Linked DNA regions of Homo sapiens: region 2 is linked to region 1. Evidence: read pairs that join two places in POLR2A ChIA-PET (ENCODE). Cell type or tissue: PC-9. All regions are shown on one strand. Links, peaks and the distances in the headings refer to the core of each region. The heading gives the core; the rest is flanking DNA.

Evidence for each region. ChIA-PET counts read pairs that join two places held together with the same protein. Peaks named below come from ENCODE experiments on the same cell type or tissue, not always from the same donor. Only the 100,000 strongest peaks of a DNase experiment are listed, where the experiment ranks them.
Region 2: POLR2A ChIA-PET joins it to region 1 with 6 read pairs; 1 of 35 experiments calls an interaction of 5 or more read pairs at or near these places.

The regions. Positions count from the first base shown.
Region 1 is chr7:80,810,256-80,820,748 of GRCh38, reverse strand. It overlaps SEMA3C (semaphorin 3C), which reads left to right. Exons shown (of 18, transcript NM_006379.5): 5 at 2,331-2,450; 6 at 10,048-10,138. Among named protein-coding and RNA genes, the nearest start is that of SEMA3C, 100 kb to the left of the region's middle. In PC-9, for the core only: no CTCF peak of the experiment used is centred there; no DNase peak of the experiment used is centred there; H3K27ac peaks cover 477 bases.
Region 2 is chr7:81,464,702-81,475,194 of GRCh38, reverse strand. No RefSeq gene overlaps it. Among named protein-coding and RNA genes, the nearest start is that of HGF, 300 kb to the left of the region's middle. In PC-9, for the core only: CTCF peaks have their summits at 4,766 and 4,974; a DNase peak (open chromatin) is centred at 5,004.

The sequences.
Region 1 (10,493 bases), core at 2,870-7,869:
GAAACATGTTATCATCTGTAGTTATGTAATCAATTTCCAGGTACCTCTATAAACAGGTGTCAAGATAAAATGACACTGTGTATTTAACAAAAATCCTTAATGTCTTAAAAATAAAGTGTATGGTCTGGTCTATAAGGATTAATTTCTTTGACTAGAGTTAATGATTGATTATTTAATAATAAAAATCTATCATAGAAACATCTGTATAAAATTACTGCATAAATAAAAGTATATATTTGCTGGCAAGTAATAATGAATATAAAAGGAAAAAATGATGGAAAATGTAAAATAATATTGACTTTAATTTTAACTTCTATTTTAGCAACATTTATTTTGTTTTAGTTTTAAATAATATAAATAATAGATATGGTTTATAAAAAAATAGGAGAGGCCAGGCATGGTGGCTCACACCTGTAATCCCAGCACTTTGGGAGGCCGAGGCGGGTGGTTCATGAGGTCAGGAGATCGAGACCATCCTGGCTAACACAGTGAAACCCCGTCTCTACTAAAAATACAAAAAAAAATTAGCTGGGTATGGTGGCACATGCCTGTAATCCCAGCTACTTGGGAGGCTGAGGCAGGAGAATCACTTGAACCCAGGAGGCAGAGGTTGCAGTGAGCTGAGATCACGCCACAGCACACCAGCCTGGGCAACAGAGCAAGACTCTGTCTCTAAAAAAAAAAAAAAAAAAAAGGAGCATACATGGTACCTAGCAGGGGGAAAAGCAACATATATTTTCTGACCACCCAGGGAAAAATTACTGTTAACTTTTGATGTCTTTCTTTATAGTTTTTTATAAAAATGCTGTCTCTAATATACAATCATTTTATTAATGTTCTTTGAGAGAATGACTTCATGAAGTCATTCAATCTCAGGCTTGATTGAATTATAGTCAGCAAAGGATAGTGAAGCTAGTAACTGTGGAACATTTGGTGGTTAATTTGGTCACAGAGATCTGCATCTAGGGCTGACTGTTTCTGTGCTCCAGCAAGGTCACAGTCAATTGAGAATTACAATAATTATTCTGTTTCATTGGGTGAATAAATGACAGCCTTGCCTTTACTTGAACTGGGAGCAAGTGAGAAAGGAGTTTCTACAAGAGAAGAAAGGAGTATTTTAGGAGATCCAGGGCAAAGAGATTGATTATGTCATTCCTCATAGAAGGCAATCATTATGCTGGCATTTTGTTGGAGATTAGTTTTATTTGCCAATTCTTAAGGTGAATAGTGTCTGCCATTGTGCACTAATGGTAATATGGAACTTGTATAGGCACAGGTGCATTCAGAACATGTTTGTATAATGTGTGTGTGTTCAATGTTTTAAGGAAAACTTAAGGAAAAATAACTTCTGTGTGTTAATTTGTAAACTTTCTCAGGTAAAGAATACATTTATAAAGTTTCAGGATGTAAAAATTTAGACAGTGTTGTAATACAAGAATAATGAAATATAGCATTTTACTTACTATCTGCGGTGGATTATATTTCTCTTGAAATAAATCAGTGGAATAAGCCATGTTGTTTTAATATTTCTGGAAACACGTCTTTTAACAATAAAAAAATGGAGCAGAAAGGAAAATGTATAGCAAAGTATTGCCAAATAATATTTGCATTGATATGTATAAATTTGAGAGCATTTTCAAATGAAGTATTAGAATTAGTCCAGATTAAAACAGAAATAGAAAAAGCAGGGCATGTATGACAACTCTGTTCAATTGCATTCTACAAGGGTAGAGATTTTTGTGTTTTTCTCAGTAAGGATGCCCAGAGAATTTGACTATACCCTGGCAAATAGTAGGTAATCAGTAAATGTTTGTTGACTGACTGTTTCTGTAATAATGTTTTGACTATTCCTGAGCCACTGTTTTTCTTAATATTTGATTTGTTACTTCTACAAGTTAGATAAGTACTCTCAAATTACCTTTAAGAGGTGCAAATATACTAATAGTTCCCCAAAGATATGGCCTAATACAAACTTGTCCAACCTGTGGCCCAAGGGCCTCATGCAACCCAGGACAGCTTTGAATGTGGCCCAGCACAAATTCGTAAACTTTTTAAAAACATGAGATTTTTGGGGGGATTTTTATTTTTATTTTTATTTTTTTAGCTCATCAGCTATTGTTAGTGTTAGCGTATTTTATGTGTGGCCCAAGACAATTCTTCTTCCAGTGTGGCCTAGGGAAGCCAAAAGATTGGACGCCCCTGGACTAATACATCAAAAGTTTATGTCACCTCATTGTTACTTATCATACAAGATCTCAGGTTAACATAGCTAACTGAAATAACAATGAAAGTCATTGAGTTACTAACTGCTTATTTACTGATTCTTTTAGCACGGCTGTGGGAACTTTGTCCGTGTAATTCAGACTTTCAATCGCACACATTTGTATGTCTGTGGGAGTGGCGCTTTCAGTCCTGTCTGTACTTACTTGAACAGAGGGAGGAGATCAGAGGTAAGTATAACTATTTAACATTCTTAGTTTTGATATTAGTGTCAAGGATTTTTGAAACTGTATTTTAGAGTAAAAACTTGGACATATCAATATTCATAAAATATTTTCATGCCCTTTAAATACAAACTATATTACATTTTTTCCTGTCTGCCAAGTTACTTGAAGTATCACCTTTTGCCTTCAGCTAAAAAAGTATATATATTTTTATGTGTATTATATGTGTGTGTGTGTGTGTGTGTGTATACTTTTAGTTGGAGGCAACTATATAGTTTTAGTGTATATGTATATATTTTTAGTATATCTATTTTATTTGTAAAGCTGTAAAAGATGAAAGAAAAATGTTATAATTTCAAGATTACTTGAATGTAATACAGTAATAATATTTGCTCCAAATTATAGAAATATTGTAGCATAAACTTAACCTTCTCAAATCTAGTGTAATTTCTTGTCTTTCAAATTCAATAAAATTTTATAAATATATATCTGTAAAAGATGTATAAAGTGGGATGCCAAGTGTCTGCTGAAAAGAACTTGATGTAATTAACAAATCATACTTTTATCTTAGACCAACATCATCCTACATTAGGCTATTCCAGCCTTATTCTTAAATTAGTTAAGGTGATATGCGGCATTATGGTATGATGTTTGCTAAACACTAGTCAAATATATAGCTAATGTATAGTCAAATATGAGGCTGGTTGAACTTCACCTGTGCTACTTAAGCCTGTCTTTGTTATCCCAGTCCACAGCTGTTGACTAAGGAAAGTACATTACACCAAGAGAGTTACTACTCATTCTTTTAGTCAAACATGTTGTTTTACTTAACATAATTATTTTAAAAACTGAATTTTCAAACTTGGTTTGGTTTTATTATGCAACTTAAATATAGAAAGTCCAGTTTTTAAATAATATTTTAATTTGATTTTAGAGATTAGAATTTTGAAAAAAATAAATATGTCTACTGATCTAAAGCTTATTTTCCTTTAACAAGGATTAATCTATTTTAGTTCTAATATGACTGAACAATGTTTTTTTAAGTTGTTTTTCAGACATGTAATTTATACATAAGTATCTTTTAATGAATAAAAAGTCATTTAAAAATAACTAATTATAATTTGACCCCAAAATGAGACATTTTTTAATGTGGTTCAAGATGCTATGAAATATTACAATTCTTACAGGAAAAGTAAAGTTATGCTTTTTGGAAGAATACAGTTGGCTGCATTGAGCTTGTCATTAAAACCACATGCCTGTGATCAATTGATTAAGTAAACTACTGCCTTAGACGTCTGCAATCTGTCAGACACTTCCCTGAAGTCTGTGCAGTCACTGTACAGGCCAACAATAGCATAGCCATTTTCAGAGCACAGATTTCAAATAAAATTATTTTCCCATGTACGAATTGCCCACTATGCACTTCAAAGCTTAATTGGAAATTCTGTCCAAAAAAATAATCTCCTTTGGAAAACCAGCATGGAATACATTTTAATCACTTTGCTAAATATGAACTACTTTAGTCTCACTTCAAAAGATACGTTTCAAAGGAGAAGCAGTTTCATTAATGAATCTCTGAAATAATACGTGAACATCTTAAGAGCCAATTTAGGTATGAACAGGGTTATGATTTTTAAGCTTTATAAAATGTAGTCCTTGATAGTTCACTCTAGTCGGAGAGTTTCACCATAACATCACTTTTATATATTTGTAGTATAAAAGCCATATTGTAAATATAGAACTACACAGTTTAATCAATCTTACAATGGATTTGTTTTCTTTTAGTTTAGGATAAAAGATCTCCTAGCATAAAATGACCACGTGATGCAGAAAGTTTTATTTTGAGAGAATTCTTCTCTATCACTAAGATTGTATTTTGTAATGACCATGGGTGATACTTACTGCTGACCCTCTTGTATTATTATTAAGAGATGACATTTTTCATCTATTCAAACCTAATTTTGAATAGAAGGTGAACCAAGTTAGGTTGGCAGAGTTACTTTAATTATTCAGTTTTATATCTGGGACATTACCTACCATCCTTCATTGGTCTGTGTTCATAGATATTCATTGGTTCTAGGGGAATATTTGATGAGCCTACTTCGTGTTTGGAGCATCACATGCTTTTGTTATACCCCATTTCTCTTCTATTATTTGCGAGACTGATTCAGAGCTTTCTGAGATTTCAACAGTACTCACTCACCTAAAGAGCCTGGAATCCTTGCTACATGAAGACCTAACCACGGTTCTTCTCCTGTGTCTACTATCTTTACTCCTTGTCTTCTGTTCCTGGAAAAAGATAAAGCAATACAAGTGAATCATGACTTTAAATGAATGAATAAAACATCAACAAAAATGGTGATTGGTTAATTTTGCAACAAATTCTTGGAATATTACCACATCTTATCTTTGATTTCATCAGATGTTTTCATAACATCTGTTTCAACACCCAGATACCAATTAAGCTCCCCTGACCCTGACCCTTATCAAGCAGATAACTTTACCTTAGACTGACCAAGAATATCACAGGTGACCAAGAGTGTCATAGGTATCAAAATTATCCCCTATGCTTTTTGAATGAAATTTGCCACCAATCTAGTCTGTTTCAGTATCTTTTTGTAGGATTTTTTCTGTTTCAGAAGAAAAATTATACATTTTCTGTATTAAGTTCTTTGATAAATAACCTTCATCACTCTGTTTTATATCTTCATTCCCTTTCCTCTACATTTACTTTTTTTTTTTTTTTTTTTGCCCATTTAAAGAAAGGATTGGGTTTCTTTCCCTTAAAATCCTTTTTTTGGTTCTGTGACTTCTTTTTTCTAATTTTCTCCTTTCTCTTTTACTTCATTACTAAGCTTCTCAGAGTAGGAGGCTGAATTTCCAGCTTTTGTGCTCCTAATCTCTATGCCTTTATTCATCCTTTCTAATATTTCACTCCTACACATTAACTAAAACTGTTTAATTAATGGCAGATTCCTCAGTGACCAAATTGACTCCCTCATTTTGTATCCCTTCTCCTAGAACGATCTGTGACATTAAATTCCACCATTCATGCTCTGTATTTTTCATTGCCTTTATTGACGTCTGTGACCATAGGACACTTTGCTATGCCTACTTTTTAATTTTTCACCACCTACTCTCTATTATTTTCTCTCATTGTTCAATCCAGAAATATTCATTTAATGAGAATAAAAGCAGAATCAAAATCATGTTGAAGCTACTTTAAAGCTTTAAAGACCTTAAAAGCTTTAAAGGCTACTTATATGTCAACAGAGAAGTAAATTGGAACAATCTTCAGCAGAAAATGGCAGGAACAGAATTGTGTTGTCACTTATGTGTTAGGTAACAGATGATTTGTGGCACGGTGCGTGGGGGGTGGAAAAGTTGTAGGAGATTAGTTTGAGAGTTGACATAGAAGACCACAAAAGAGATCGTTGTACTCAGGTGATAGCAATGGTGACAGAGAGTATAAAATGGTATGAAGTATAAAATAGTATAGATGATGTTGATGGATTTGGATAAGGAAAAGGAAATGATATAAATGCTGACACTTTTCTTGTTTGTTATTTTCAGCCTCTTTAATTGTGTAGTTGCCATGAACTGAGATGAGAATGAAGAGACCATGTATAGGGTAAAGATTATAAGCCTGAGTTTGGTCTGTTGAATGAGAGATCCCATGGAAAGATCCAATTAGTGATATCAAGTAGGCCGTTAAATATAAGACTGAGTATATACACGTGTGAGTCATTGTTTTATAAGAGTAACTGGAGCCCAAGAAAAGTGTGGATTTAATTATGCAGAGAGGGAGTTAGAGTAAAAAGAAAAGAATGACGGTGGTTGAGACTTGAGGGTCTCCTAACTTTAATGGCCAATTAGAGGAACATGAACTTACAAACAAGCCTAAAAAGAACAGGCAGGGCTGGGCGCGGTGGCTCACGCCTGTAATCACAGCACTTAGGGAGGCCGAGGCGGGCAGATCATGACGTCAGGAGATCAAGACCATCCTGGCTAACATGGTGAAATCCCATCTCTACTAAAAATACAAAAAATTAGCTGGGCGTGGTGGCAGGTACCTGTAGTCCCAGCTACTTGGGAGGCTGGCAGGAGAATGGCGTGAACCCGGGAGGCGGAGCTCGCCAGTGAGCTGAGATCGTGGCCACTGAACTCCAGCCTGGGCGACAGAGCGAGACTCTGTCTTAAATAAAAAAAAAAAGAAAAAAGAAAAAAAAAAGGAACAGAGAAAGAGGGGTGGGGAAAAAAAGACTATGTTGGTTCTGGGAAATAAAAATAAGTCATTGTAAAAACATAGAAGTTTTCAACTATTCCAAGCGCCATTGAGAATCCAAGTAAAATGAGGTCTAAAAAATAAGCACTGAGTTTTGTACCATAATTGTCATTAAAGATCTTATCAATAAGTGTTTCAATGCAATAATTGACGTTAGACGCTGAATTAAAGTGGATTGAAAATAAAATGACAAGTCAGAAAATGGTGGTGAGGATGTACGTAATTCCCTGAGAAGTGTGGTTTATAAGGAGAATGGTATATGGGAGCTGAAGGGGTTGTTTAAATAATGGCATAAAGCCTCCAATTATTAAGATGAAAGTATGTATCAAAGAAACACAAGGAATAATGGAAATCTAAGGTGCCTAAAAAGACGAGATAAGATGAAATCCAAAGCAATGAAATCCAAAGAATTGGCCTCAAAGTAAGAGAACTAGTCTCATGTATTAGTGGATATATCAATATAATATTACATTACTAAATATGATATTTGTGTGTTTAGTAGTGAGGAGTTGAAGATATATCATTTAAGGGCTTTGCTTTCTCTGCAAAGTAGCAATAATGTGAGTTGAGAATAAGTTAGGGGATCAGAAAAATCAGGATTTGGCTTTAGTGGCAAAGGCCTGAAATTTTTGATGACAGAACCAGTTGTGATAAGAGAATCTTTGAAAGGCCACTGTACATTGTAGGGGATCCACTTGTGGTTGGTGATCACAAATCTGTAATGTATTGAATTTACTTTTTTAGGTTGCCTTCTACAAAATGTTTAGTAGTTTGGAGGCAAGTATGGAGAATGTAGATAGATGTATTCCTTTAGGGTGTGGATGCAATGAAAAAAGTCATACATTCAAGGAATCGAATGTTGTGTCAAAATTTATTGAAATTAAAAAATTTATTGAAATTAAAAATGGAATCTGGCCAGGCACAGTGGCTCATGTCTGTAATCCCAGCACTTTGGGAGGCCAAGGCGGGCAGATCACTTGAGCCCAGGGGTTTTAGACCAGCCCGGGGAACATGGCGAAAGCCCCGTCTCTATTAAAAAAAAAAAAAAAAAAAAAAAATACAAAAAATAGCCAGGCGTGGTGGTGCTTCCCTGTAGTCCTAGCCACTCCAGAGCCTGAGGCATGAGAATCGCTTGAACCTGGGATGTGGAGGTTGCCGTAAGCCGAGATCGCACCACTGCACTTCAGCCCAGGTGACAGAGCTAGACCCTGTCTTTAAAAGACAAACAAACAACAACAACAACAAAAACATGCAATCAAAGTCAAAAAGAGAAAAGCCTAACGAACTGGGGAGAAACAGAGAAGATTTCTCAGGAGACAAGTTTTAGGAATTATTTCAGGGTGCTTGAGATAGTTATTAGGTAGACCACATCTGCTCCTGGTGGGGGTGATCTAGATCTAGAGTGCTGTGCAATGTAGGAGTAGGTCAGTTGAGAGCAAATGGTACCTAAACAACCTTACCAATTCCTGCAAGACGAACTCTCACTTATTTGGTCAAATCAGTCTCCAGCTCTAGAACCGCAACAAGGCTTACTATTTTTTTTGTTGTTTGTTTTTCTTCTGGTTTATGATTATTGATTTAGTTTAGTGGTTACATGAATGAAGATCTTTTGGAAATCGGATTCACTAGGAGTCAGGAGACTGAATTCAAATTGTGCTATTATCAGCCTTTAACTACGTGGTCTTCTGGACAAGTCATATTTTTTCATCACCTGTAGAGTGACTTCATTGATGAAGATCTTAGGATGCTCAGAAAGAACCTTTTTAGGCTGGAGGACTGTGATTCTTTTTAGGCTCTATTATTCTCTATTATGTTTAGGGAGGTCCTGCAGTAGTATAGAAACTCAAACAACTATGTATTAGCTTTATTTTTTCAAGGAGTCAAAACTTTAGAATCATCTTTGTTTTCCTGAGTATGATCAATTAGAAATTGGTTGTGATTGATTATCACAAATATATAGTTGTTTGGATTTACCTTTTTAGGTTACCTTTTACAAAACAGTAGTTTGGAGGCATGTACAGAGAATGTAATAGATGTATCCTTTCAGGATGTGGAGGCAATGTGAAAAGGACAACAAGTACAATGAAATTAGAACCACTGAATTATAACTGATGCCCACCTCTGTTGATTGCGACTATATAAATTTTCTTACATCTCTGCTGCTCTTACCTTGACCACTGAAAACATGCCATGTCAGATTATTACCTCCTAATCTCTGGACTCTTGTAATAGGAAACTAACCAATTTTCCTGAATGCAGTGCCTGTTTTTATACATTTCATTCCCAATCTCCTTAAAGCTCAAGATAAAGTCCAACTTTCTAGGGCAAGGTTTTGATCTTTCCATTTCCACACTCAAAAATATTATTGACTTCATATTTCTTTCAGGATAACTTTCAAAAATCTTAGCTTGATAATTAAGATTCCTTATCATCTTATTTGACCTTATTAAAATGGTCATTTTTTTTTTACTTTGAATTTTGGTAGGGGGCTTGTACTAACTTTATGTAAGAAAAAGGTACATATTTATACTGACAAGATATTTCTTCTTGGTGAGGCTAAAACCATTGAATCTATTGCCCCCAATCTATAGTCTTCTCTCTTCCCTTTTCCTGCTTAACTTTCCTTCTCAGTAGCAAGCACTATCTAACATATTCCATATTTCCATATTTTAATTATTTATTACCTTTCTTACTAGGTTATAAATTACTTGAGGACAAAGATTTTAGTGTATTTTGTTTGCAATATCCCCAGTGTTTAGTCAGTTTCTGGTACATGGCAGATGCTCAGTGAATTTTTGTTAAATAAAGTCATGAGTAAATGACACATTTTAAATATGAATTATGAATTATTTTGTTGAATCTTGTACAATGCTTTATATGATAAAATTAAACAGTAACATAAAATGCTATTTTTAAAAAAATCTTAATTATTTTGAAAATAGTATAGTCCTTACATAGATTGTTCCTCTGTGGACAGTTTTCTTCTTTTGGCTGATGTTCAACGCATCTAGTTGAGATTTATAATAATACTTGGTTTTCAAGTGATTTTTGCTGATGTTGATTTGAGGAGAACGACTTCTTGGATCAGCTCTCTGGGGAGTGCAATAGAAAGAGGGCTAGCCCTGCTGAGGTTAGCTTGTAATTACAGATCGATTCTTCTCATAGTTTGAGTAAATCTTAATGTAGTAAATTGGAAGGCATAATAAGCAACCAACTAGAAAGCATATTAATTTTAATGATGCTTTGTTTTACTAATGAACAATTGTCTTCACTAAATAAGTTATCATTGCCACATTTTAAATTTTATCTACAATAAAGGACCAAGTTTTCATGATTGACTCCAAGTGTGAATCTGGAAAAGGACGCTGCTCTTTCAACCCCAACGTGAACACGGTGTCTGTTATGATCAGTAAGTAGACAACGAAAGAGGGAGGATTAAACATAAAATAACATGGAAAATTAGCTTGACATGGTATACCTATTCTTGATGGTTGTGTGGATGATAGTATGTGAGTAAAATAATATGAAGAAAGTTGTGAGCTGAGAAATAGAGAGTTCAGTTTCTCATTTGTAAGAATATTTATGATTAAATAATAAGCATGTAACTTATGACAGTTTTGTCATTCCCAGAGTAGGCCAAGCATTTTTTATAAGTGTGTATATGTATACTTATATATTATCATAAAGTAGTTTTCAGTGTTTTCTGTAATTGTTTGTAGTATTAACTACACCCACTTTTTCTCATGTTTTAGTATTTTTTTCTT
Region 2 (10,493 bases), core at 2,410-7,409, 650 kb before region 1:
CATCTTTTAAAATATTCCAGAGCTCACTGTAACAGAACTTGCCACTTAATGAGCATTGCTTTTGTCAGCTTTGGGAGAGTTATATGCTTGAAAACACTAAAAATTTCCTCCTGGCCAGGTGGGTGTGGTGGCTCAAGCCTGTAATCCCAGCACTTTGGGAGGCAGAAGCAGGTGGATGACCTGAGGTCAGGAGTTCGAGACCAGCCTGGACAACATGGTGAAACCCTGTCTCTACTAAAAATACAAAAATTAGCCGGGCGTAGTGGCGGATGCCTGTGATCCCAGCTACTCAAGAAACTGAGGCAGGAGAATTGCTCGAACCTGGGAGGCGGAAGTTGCAGTGAGCCAAGATGGCACCATTGTACTCCAGCCTGGGTGACAGAGCAAGGCTGTCTCAAAAAAAAAAAAAAAAAAAAAAAAAAGACTTCCTCCTTCGCTTCACTTTAGTATCTCAAAGTCCCCAAATTAGTCAATCATTTGAATTAACTCACTGAATGTTTCTGTTAACATATCTCTTAGAAATTTAAGAATTTTGGAGAGGCTTTTAATGGGGACCTACCGCCACCCATATTTGGGTCTCAAGTAGAGATGAATTTAGTTCACAACTCATTGGTTCATAAAAAGTAATTATCATTCGTCTGTACTGGGCCTTTTTCTTATTTTATATTATTTCATTTCCTCCCATTGCTCATGCCTTCTCTTCTTCCTGCAATAGGGGCTCATTATAATGTGATTGATATAGGTACTTAAATTGAAAAATAAACAATGATGTTTTGTGTGTATATTTCAATTTCCATAAATGAAATAGTTATGAATCATATTCTGTTGCTATTTTCAGACTCAAAATTATTCTATTAAGAGCCATCCATATTGCTTTATGTATACCCACATTGATGCTTTAATATTGTGGCTATATAATATTCTTTCTTATGCATTCACCAAATTGTATTCACAAATGCCTAGTAATAGACAGCAACAGATCCTGCAATTAAACACACACCATACTGAATAAAGTGTCTATACATGCCTTTTAATGCATCTATCCAAGAATTTCTCTGGTGAAACCTTTTTTAGAAGAGATATTACAGGACCATGGGATATACACAACTTTAATTCAAGACTGCACTCTAGAATGTTCCCAAGTTTACACTTCATCCTCATAAACATTGGCTTAACCAGTATTGTATTCATTGCCTACATAATGTGTATCGAGTGATTTTTCATTGTTTCTTTACTTTCATTTTTCTCATTACCGGTGAAGTTGAGCACCCTAAACATACTTCTTGGCAATCCTTATTTTCTCTTCCATGAAAAATGGATTTATATTTTCATCCATATTTTTCCAATTAGGTTTTAAAATTTTTATATTGATCTTCAGTACTTCACCTTATATTCTAGATACCCATGTCGAATTAACTCGATTCTGGCAATAATCTTTAACAGTCTTTGCACATCTGTGCATTTTTTTTTTTTTTTTGAGACAGAGTCTCACTCTGTTACCTGGGCTGGAGTGCAGTGGCACAGTCTTGGCTCACTGCAACCTCCGCCTTCTGGGTTCAAGCGATTCCCGTGCCTCAGCCTCCCAGGTAACTGGGATTACAGGCACACATCACCATTCCCGGCTAATTTTTGTATTTTTTTTTTTTTTTTTTTTTTTAGTAGAGACAGGGTTTCAACATGTTTGCCAGGCTGTTCTTGAAATCCTGGCCTCAGCAATCTGCCCACCTCGGCCTTCCAAAGTGCTGGGACTACAGATGTGAGCCACCGTGCCTGGCCTGGTTCGTGGTTTCTGACATGTTTAAAAAGTACTTCCTCTTTTATTTATTTTACTTATCATTTATCTCTCATTTGATTTTGAACAATCTTGGAATAACTTTCTCAAAGGTAAGAGGTAAAGAAGCAACTTTGTCATCATATTGTTAATCAGTTTTCCCAAAGGAATTTTATCTACTGAATTTGATTTTTTATGCTGCACATGTTGTATACTAAGCTTCCATTTTTACTGCTGGTGCAGGGTCCAGGACCCCAGTGCCTGGATAGTTGTGCTTCTGGGCACATATACCCTGAGTGTTATCCTATTACCCAGTCCCCAGATCCCTACTCTTATCTCCCTTAATCCTTTTAATGGGTTGCTTGAAGATAGAAGTCGCTCAAAAACCTGTCTTAGTTGTTCTGAAGGAGAGGTTCCCTCTGAAAATCTAATCAATACTGACAGAAGAGAGAAAACTCACCCCTTTTAAAAAATCTCAGTAAATCATTTTGCCCTGCAGTGCTCCATCAATGAATCAGTGATGTGATGTACTTTACTTCTTGAAACGTTTACTTAATTTCTCAGGACAGGGAATACTGTGGTAGAACAAAAGATTAAGTGTTCAACTATTATTTTCAAATTAGATTTCTGAAAACAGTAGATTTGAAATTGTATCATTTTTTGTTTTTTGTTTTTTGTTTTTAAGATACAAGTGTTACACCTGGAAACAATAAGGCTCATACTGTAAAGCCTTAGATGAAGGGATACAGAATATGATATAAATTTCAGCACATGGAGAGCCCTGCAAGGGACTTAAGACTGACTTGTTGATCTTTGCTGTCATTGTCAATAATTACAGCAAGCAATAGATGGGCCAAAAAGCCACCCCCCAGAGACATTCCACTGCCAATCTCCCCAGTATACAAACATTACATGAAGGGGCACTGGTTATTCCAGTTCAGGATTTGCTGTTAAACTTGACTTGGATCACATAACATTGATTTGGGTAAGTAAATAGGCAGAATCACCGAAGATCTTCAGTCATGATGATCATACATGGTGTTATCCAAGGCTGATTGGGCCTCAGGAGAAACATATGGATTTGTAGCATTCGGAAAATTAAGACAAGTTTGTGCAGATCCATAGGTTTGTTTATACATAATGAGGCTCCATGTTCCAGAGCTGCTATTAGGGCATCAAGAACAGCAGAGTGGTAGAGGACAAACCATATACATATGAGTTTTTCTGTTTTCATAGCACTTGGATGCTCTGGACAAACACAGCACTGACTCAGATTGTCAAGTGTAGTTGCCTCTTGATTAACCACACTGTGGTGCTAGACCTATGGGGAAAAGGGACCATTAATTGTTCTGCTCTTTCCTGAGTCTCCTGGAGCTGAGGTGTTCCCTATGTGCCAGGGTTTTTCTTCCTCCACTACTAAAAAATCCACATGTTCCATTTCAATGGCTATACATTCAACTTTTCTCCAGTCATCCCCGATTCTCACCCAGATCTTTATCTAGAAGGGTCAGGCACATGTAGGACAAGGGCATTATATCTATTATATCTCCCAACTTGGCCTGCATGGGTCACTAAGGGAGACTCAATGCAGGAAGACGAGGTAGCTCACAAAAGTGGTCATGATATTTATTTTGTTCCAATAATCAAAATAGCTCAATTAGAATTAAGTTTGAGTGCTCAAACCCCTTTTTGTCTCAGCTTCCACCCAGAGATTTACCAACCCTAAGGGGTGGTTGTCAAGGGAATGAAGAAGGCATCAAACCCAAGTACTGTCAGTGCAGAACCTGAATCTTTAATATAGGTCTATATAACCATTCACTCCATTTGTCCTGATCATTACTCAGGAAATGGCTAAGAGGAGATGATCCATTCAAAAAGATGACTATTTCATGCCCAAACTGCCTTATTAAGTATAGGGACTTGTAGGGGAAGAGGGAGATAGAGTCAGAAATTTTTGAGCTGAATTTTGAGGAGGCTGTTTCCCCATTTGGTAATACCAGATGTCTATGGAAGGTAGGGAATGTGGAATATCTATGACATTTCTTGACTACTGGTCCATTGTTAACTGGCTTTTGTGATAAAAGACACTGTATTTTCTGACTGCAAATGGCCTGGAAACCTGAAAAGGTGACACAGATTAGTTTCAAGGGCCATAGTAGTGTGGCTGGAATTGGCCAATTGGACGAGAAGAGCAATAATGTAACTTGATAACATGTCAACAGCAATGAGTGTGGCATCATTGATAACCCTGAGAGGAGGTCAAAAGTCCAATGTAGTCAATCTGTCAGGAGCAGGTGGGGTCACTATAGGCTCTACATCCTGTGGCCTTCTTTACCACTGGACAAATGGCTATCTTTCAGCAGGAGTCAAAAGTCTGATAAGCAACAGTAACTTATCAAAACATAAAGTCTATTTTTGTGCGCAGTCTCTAATGTTGGATGAATTGTCATGTGCGGTTTAATGCTGCAGCTAGTTGGCAGTCATGGTCATCTAGGCAGTGCAGGTTTTATTCGGAGCTGGATTTCAGCCAGTCTTATCAGAGAACAGGTTATTAGCATGGGTATTTAAGCAACTCAAACATCTGATAGGCAGCTGTGGCTTATTGCCACAGTTCGCCAGTTTTCCAAGTGGCAGTGCAGTTGGGTATGCTATTGGCAATTGTCTAAGAGAGAGTCAAAATCGAACATTTTGTCTTTAAAATTATTATTTAAAAGTATTATATAGTCTTTAAAAGTATTATCTAAGGCAACGGTGATGTGATGATGGCTTTCAATTCAGCCCCTCGTTCTGAAACTTACTGCAGTTGGTCTTCCAGAGTTATTATCGGGGAAAGACTGGGGATGCCACCCAGTGGACACTATCAGCTATTAACTCAGCTGAATCATCAGGGAATCAGGTCCAAGCCTTTAGAGGAAACTCTGTAAATCAAGGCCTCCATTGAGCTTGCAGCTTTGATTCAGACAGCAGAATGAGAAATAAAATTTCCCCTAAAAGGGTAGGTGCAACCACTTCATGTAAAACCGAGATGCCACCAGGGCCAAGCCAACTATACCATTTCATTTGATCAGCAAGGCTTGCTGGTCTCTTGTCAGTCATGGAGTCTGATTGATCCACCCTAATATGGGAGGACTCAAAACTTCCAGCTTGCAGCTGCTCAGTTTCAGCAGGACAAAAACTCTCTTCCGTTTAGAAGGAATTTACTTGCTTCAGGCAGGTGGCGCCCTTGTACTGGGAAGTTGCCACTCCTAGTGTTCCCACAGCAACTGTCAGCTAAATGATCACGAAAGCTGTGATTTTCTTCTTTCCTCCTTCCTCCTGGATTCTATTCTGTTTTTGCTGGACCACATAGGGGGAGACAGGAATCACCACTCTACATTGCGCAGTACCTGCACAGAAAAATTAACTCTAGACTTTATGAGCACTTACAGTACAAGCACATAGCACATTAATTCCAATTATACATCCAATAGTGGAAACTACAACAGTACATTGAATAGCCCCAAAGGCTGCCCCCTCCCCTCCCTGAGGTCGCTTTAATTTTCCTTTTCCACTGCAATTTGCCCAAATCTATTAGTTGAGTCCAAGTACATTTTTCCTTCTCAAGCACATAGACCAAAGTGTTTAACTATACTGGTCAGGGGCTCTAGCCACAGCCACTGGGAGATTATACTATTCTGTAACACAAAAGTACAGGAATCAGGGAAGTAAGGCCACGAGGGACTAAGATGTGGGAAGAGGTCATAGAGGAAATTATTTTTCTTTCTCTGTCCTGAAGGAAATACAAGTATTTTTCCCTGAAATATTGAGGATTGTTAAGTTAAAAACATCAAGGACGCAAGAAAGCACTCTGCCTCAACCTCTGTTTGCCTGATGGCCAGACATCAATCCTTCCTTACTGTAGACAGCACTTATCAGGCCAGAGAAGGCACCAGCAGGCACCAGAAAAATCTGGAAACAGATTTACTGTCTTCCCACATTTTTTCACTTTTTAAAAGACTACAACTGCTCTTTTTTTTTTTTTTTGTCTTGTCACTCTATAGGATTTATGCCTCTTTGTTGAAATGCTATTTAATCAAGGCCCAAGCCAGTGCTTTCTGAGAGAAATACTTTTGAACTGAGGCTTCTCCAAATGATGGGTACAGCATTTGTTAATAAGCTTCTGCTTGTTTTTCATTTATTAATTTGATGTTAGTTTTCAGGAGAGTGTCTCAACTAAGAATCTAAAAAGGGAGAGAAGAGAAATGATGTTTTCTTCCCTACAGTCTGCAGCTTCAGGTTAAGCATTTTCTCCTCTCAAGTGCATCTCCAGACTTGAGTCTGGGGACCCTTTTCTGCCACTCCACCTTCCTCCCTTTATGGTTCCTCCCCAAAATTCTTGGCCCTATGGCCACCTCTATGTTTAGCATACCCTCTCGAGGAACTCAACTAGAATAGTGACTTGTGTGCCTGTATTCAACATAGCTATAAAATTGTGAGTGCTTCTTCTTCCCAATGTTCCTTAGCATACTCAGCCTTTTTTCCTGAAGCAAGAGAGGTCAGTACAAAGGAGAGAGAGGGACATGTAAGAGTGCATGGAAGGGGAAAGCAGCTTTGCTCCAGACTTGACTAGACTTAGCATTTACTTAACAGTTTTAAGGAACTGTACCCTTGGTCTCCCAGGCTCAACAGTCTTTTAATATTTTCTGTGCAATTAAAGTTCTAAGTCCAACTTGCTGAAACCATTTCCTTTAGCTATATGTCCACCTACTTCCCTGTTGTCATGAAAACATCCTTCTTCCTCCTACCTGGAAAAGCATGAGCCATTTAAGTGACATTTCAATCCCATTTCTTGCTGCTCAGATTCATTCACAGATATAAGAGCAGGGGGCTTTACTAGTATTCCTCACCCACCTCCTAGGCAAAAGTATTTATTAACTGATTCTAGGGAGTCTTATAGCTTCAAACCCAGTCCAGGTCAGCTCTTGTCTTTCCCCTCCCAGAAAATTCTGTCTGTGCCAACATTTCATGCTTGTCAAAATGGCCAGAGTCTGGGGTTTTATTCTGCTTACCAACTAAGTTAGCTTGTTACTGTGTTGTGGATGCTTGCAGAAGACACACAATTCCAGTATCAGAGACAAAAGACTTTATTTAGGCATAATGCAGCAAGTAGCAAAATCATCTTACTTGCGTTTGTTCTCCTTTTCCCTCCCACCCCCGCCTTCAGTCCCAGTGGGGCGGGGTGGAAGGGTCCAGGGAGATACTGTGCATTCAATGTGTTTTTTTATTGCAGCTGGGAATCTGAGCTTGGGAATTTACTGCTTTTATTGTAAGTAGTAGGCAATCCTACTTTTCGAGTGGATAGGTTACCTCACCATTCAAGATTGCTGGCTGCAAATTCAACCCAGAAAATGGTAAGGAATGGTCAAAGCCTTATATTTTTGGCATAACTGGCAAGAAGTAGAGGGAGCTCAGGGCCCATGGAAGATTAACATTTACTACAGATAAAATAAAATAAATGAAACATCATATTTATTTGTAAATGAAAACTAAATACATTTTAACCTTAAAAGCCACAGGAGATTTTACAGATAAAAACTAATATTTTGAGTACATAAACATTTAATGTTTTCAATGTGTCTGAACAACTGAATTTATTTTAATATGAACACAAAATATATTAAAGATTTTAATAACTTTAATTTATTTGGAACTAATTCAGATTGGTATGATAAGCCCCCAGCATTATAATAGATAAGTGGATAAAGGATATAAATTAGTAGTTTATAAAAGGGCTTCTAATGACTAGAAATATTTAAAAATATTTCAATATTTCAATTTCTATTTCAAGTATACAAAAGGTAATATTTTTATTTAACAAACTAACTTTTCTTAAGGAAAACATCCAGCGTTGGTGAGGTTTCTGAGAAAACACTTTCACACAGTACTTTTCAGTAAAACTTTTCTGGAACTTGCAAATGGTTATCAAAAGGTTTACAATGATTATGTTACTTAATGGAGTAATTTATTTCAAGTAATCTACCTTAACACTTTATCATAGAATAAGTACTAAATGTATTATATGCATTTTTGGTGCACTTGCAAATTCTGTTTGAAAAGTGGCAAATGATAAATAAACGCAAAGCTCCCAAAGAAGTCTGAAAATGAGATACATATTTATTGTCAAAAAATTCAGTTAGAAATTACATATAAAGAGAAAAATTTGAAACAGACTTAAATTACCAGTAGGGAAATGAGTTTTAAGATAAAGGCTTATATAGGAGTAGAATATTTTTGTAACAAAGAAAGTGCTTTTTGCAAATAGTCTACATTTTAAGTAGGAAAAAGAAAACTAAACGCAATGTGATTTGTATTTTTTTAAAAAAATAGATACCTAGATAAAAGCAAAACAAGAACTATAATGAAAATTTTCAAATTATTACGTCTTGGCAGTGGGAGTTTACAGAGATTTCTTTTGTTACCTTATGCTTTCCAAATATTCCAATAACATGATGTGATCCATACCATATTTAATTATGTATCATCATATAATTGTTTTTATAAATTTTAGTGAGATTTTTTTAAATTAACTTTAAAGGTATATAAAATTATTTTAAAGTACCATTCAAATGTTAAAATAATTGTAAAAATATTTTAGAATGTTATTCTGAAAGATCAAAAATTTTGTTTTAATAGATATTGAAAAAGTTGAAAAATAAGAGTTGAAATATGCTTCCAAGAACATGACAACTAAATTTAATATTGAATGCTGGATGGAATTCTGGGACTGAAAATGGATATTAGATAGAAAGGAAGGAAATCTGAATGAAGTGTAGACTTCTATTTATGACAATGTATTAATATTGGTTCATTAGTTGTGGCTAATATAGTTGTGACTAATGATATCTAATTAAACTAAAGAGCTTCTGCACAGCAAAAGAAACTACCATCAGAGTGAATAGGCAACCCACAAAATGGGAGAAAATTTTCACAATCTACTCATCTGACAAAGGGCTAATATCCAGAATCTACAATGAACTCAAAACAAATTTACAAGAACAAAACAAACAATCCCATCAAAAAGTGGGTGAAGGATATGAACAGACACTTCTCAAAAGAAGACATTTATGCGGCCAAAAAACACATGAAAAAATGTTCACCATCACTGGCCATCAGAGAAATGCAAATCAAAACCACAATGAGATGTCATCTCACACCAGTTAGAATGGCAATCATTAAAAAGTCAGGAAACAACAGGTGCTGGAGAGGATGTGGAGAAATAGGAACACTTTTACACTGTTGGTGGGACTGTAAACTAGTTCAACCATTGTGGAAGTCGGTGTGGTGATTCCTCAGGGATCTAGAACTAGAAATGCCATTTGACTCAGCCATCCCATTACTGGGTATATACCCAAAGGACTATAAATCATGCTGCTATACAGACACATGCACACGTATGTTTATTGTGGCACTATTCACAATAGCAAAGTCTTGGAACCAACCCAAATGTCCAACAATGGTAGACTGGATTAAGAAAATGTGGCACATATACACCATGGAATACTATGCAGCCATAAAAAATGATGAGTTCATGTCCTTTGTAGGGACATGGATGAAATTGGAAATCATCATTCTCAGTAAACTATTGCAAGAACAAAAAACCAAACACCACATATTCTCACTCATAGGTGGTAATTGAACAATGAGAACACATGGACACAGGAAGGGGAACATCACACTCTGGGGACTGTTGTGGGGTGGGGGGAGGGATAGCATTGGGAGATATACCTAATGATAGATGACGAGTTAGTGGGTGCAGCGCACCAGCATGGCACATATATACATATATAACTAACCTGCACATTGTGCACATGTACCCTAAAACTTAAAGCATAATAATAATAATAATAAAAACAGCAATGACTAAATTTCACAAGATAATTGGCATGGGATAGGCCCAAACTAGTCAGTATCTCCTGGCCTCTTCCAAGTCTCATTTTTCTTATCAATAAAATGAAAAATTTAAACTTAAAAAAAAAACAAAACAAGAAAAAATTGAATACGGAGTATTTGGGAAGTCTTGGCACTATCTTTACAACTTTTGTTTTTAAATTCCGGGGTACATGTGCAGGATGTGCAGGTTTGTTACATAGGTAAATGTGTGCCATGGTGGTTTGCTGCACCCATCATCAACCCATCACCTATAAATCAAAAAGTATTATAAAATGACCCATTCATTTAAAAAAATGCTTCCAAGGGGTCTTAGAACACCTTGTGCACCACTTTGTGCTGCTATAACAGGGTACAAAAGACTGTGTAAATTGTAGAAAAACAGGCATTTATTCTCTGACAGTTCTGAAGTCCGGGAAGTCCAAGATCAAAGCAGCAGCATGAGCTGAAGTCCTTCTAGCTGCACTCTCACAGAGTGGAAGATAGAAGAGCAAGAAAAGAACTTTGTGTCCTCCCATGGCAGAAAAACAGAAGAGAGAAAACCCACTTTCACAAGCTCTTTTTGAGATAGGAATAGCACTGGATAGTCTCAGGAGGATGGAAAAACCCAAACAACAGCAAAAACAAGAAAAAGACAGAGAAACCACAGGATTACAGAAAACCCAAAGTAGGAGAGAGAAAACAGCTAATAACACAGTCAGGGTGACATGTGCAGGACTCTTCCAAGCAAACCCAAATAAGGGAGAAAGGAGTCGGTAACCAGGGGTCCTTGAAATCCCCTTTTTCCAAAATACCT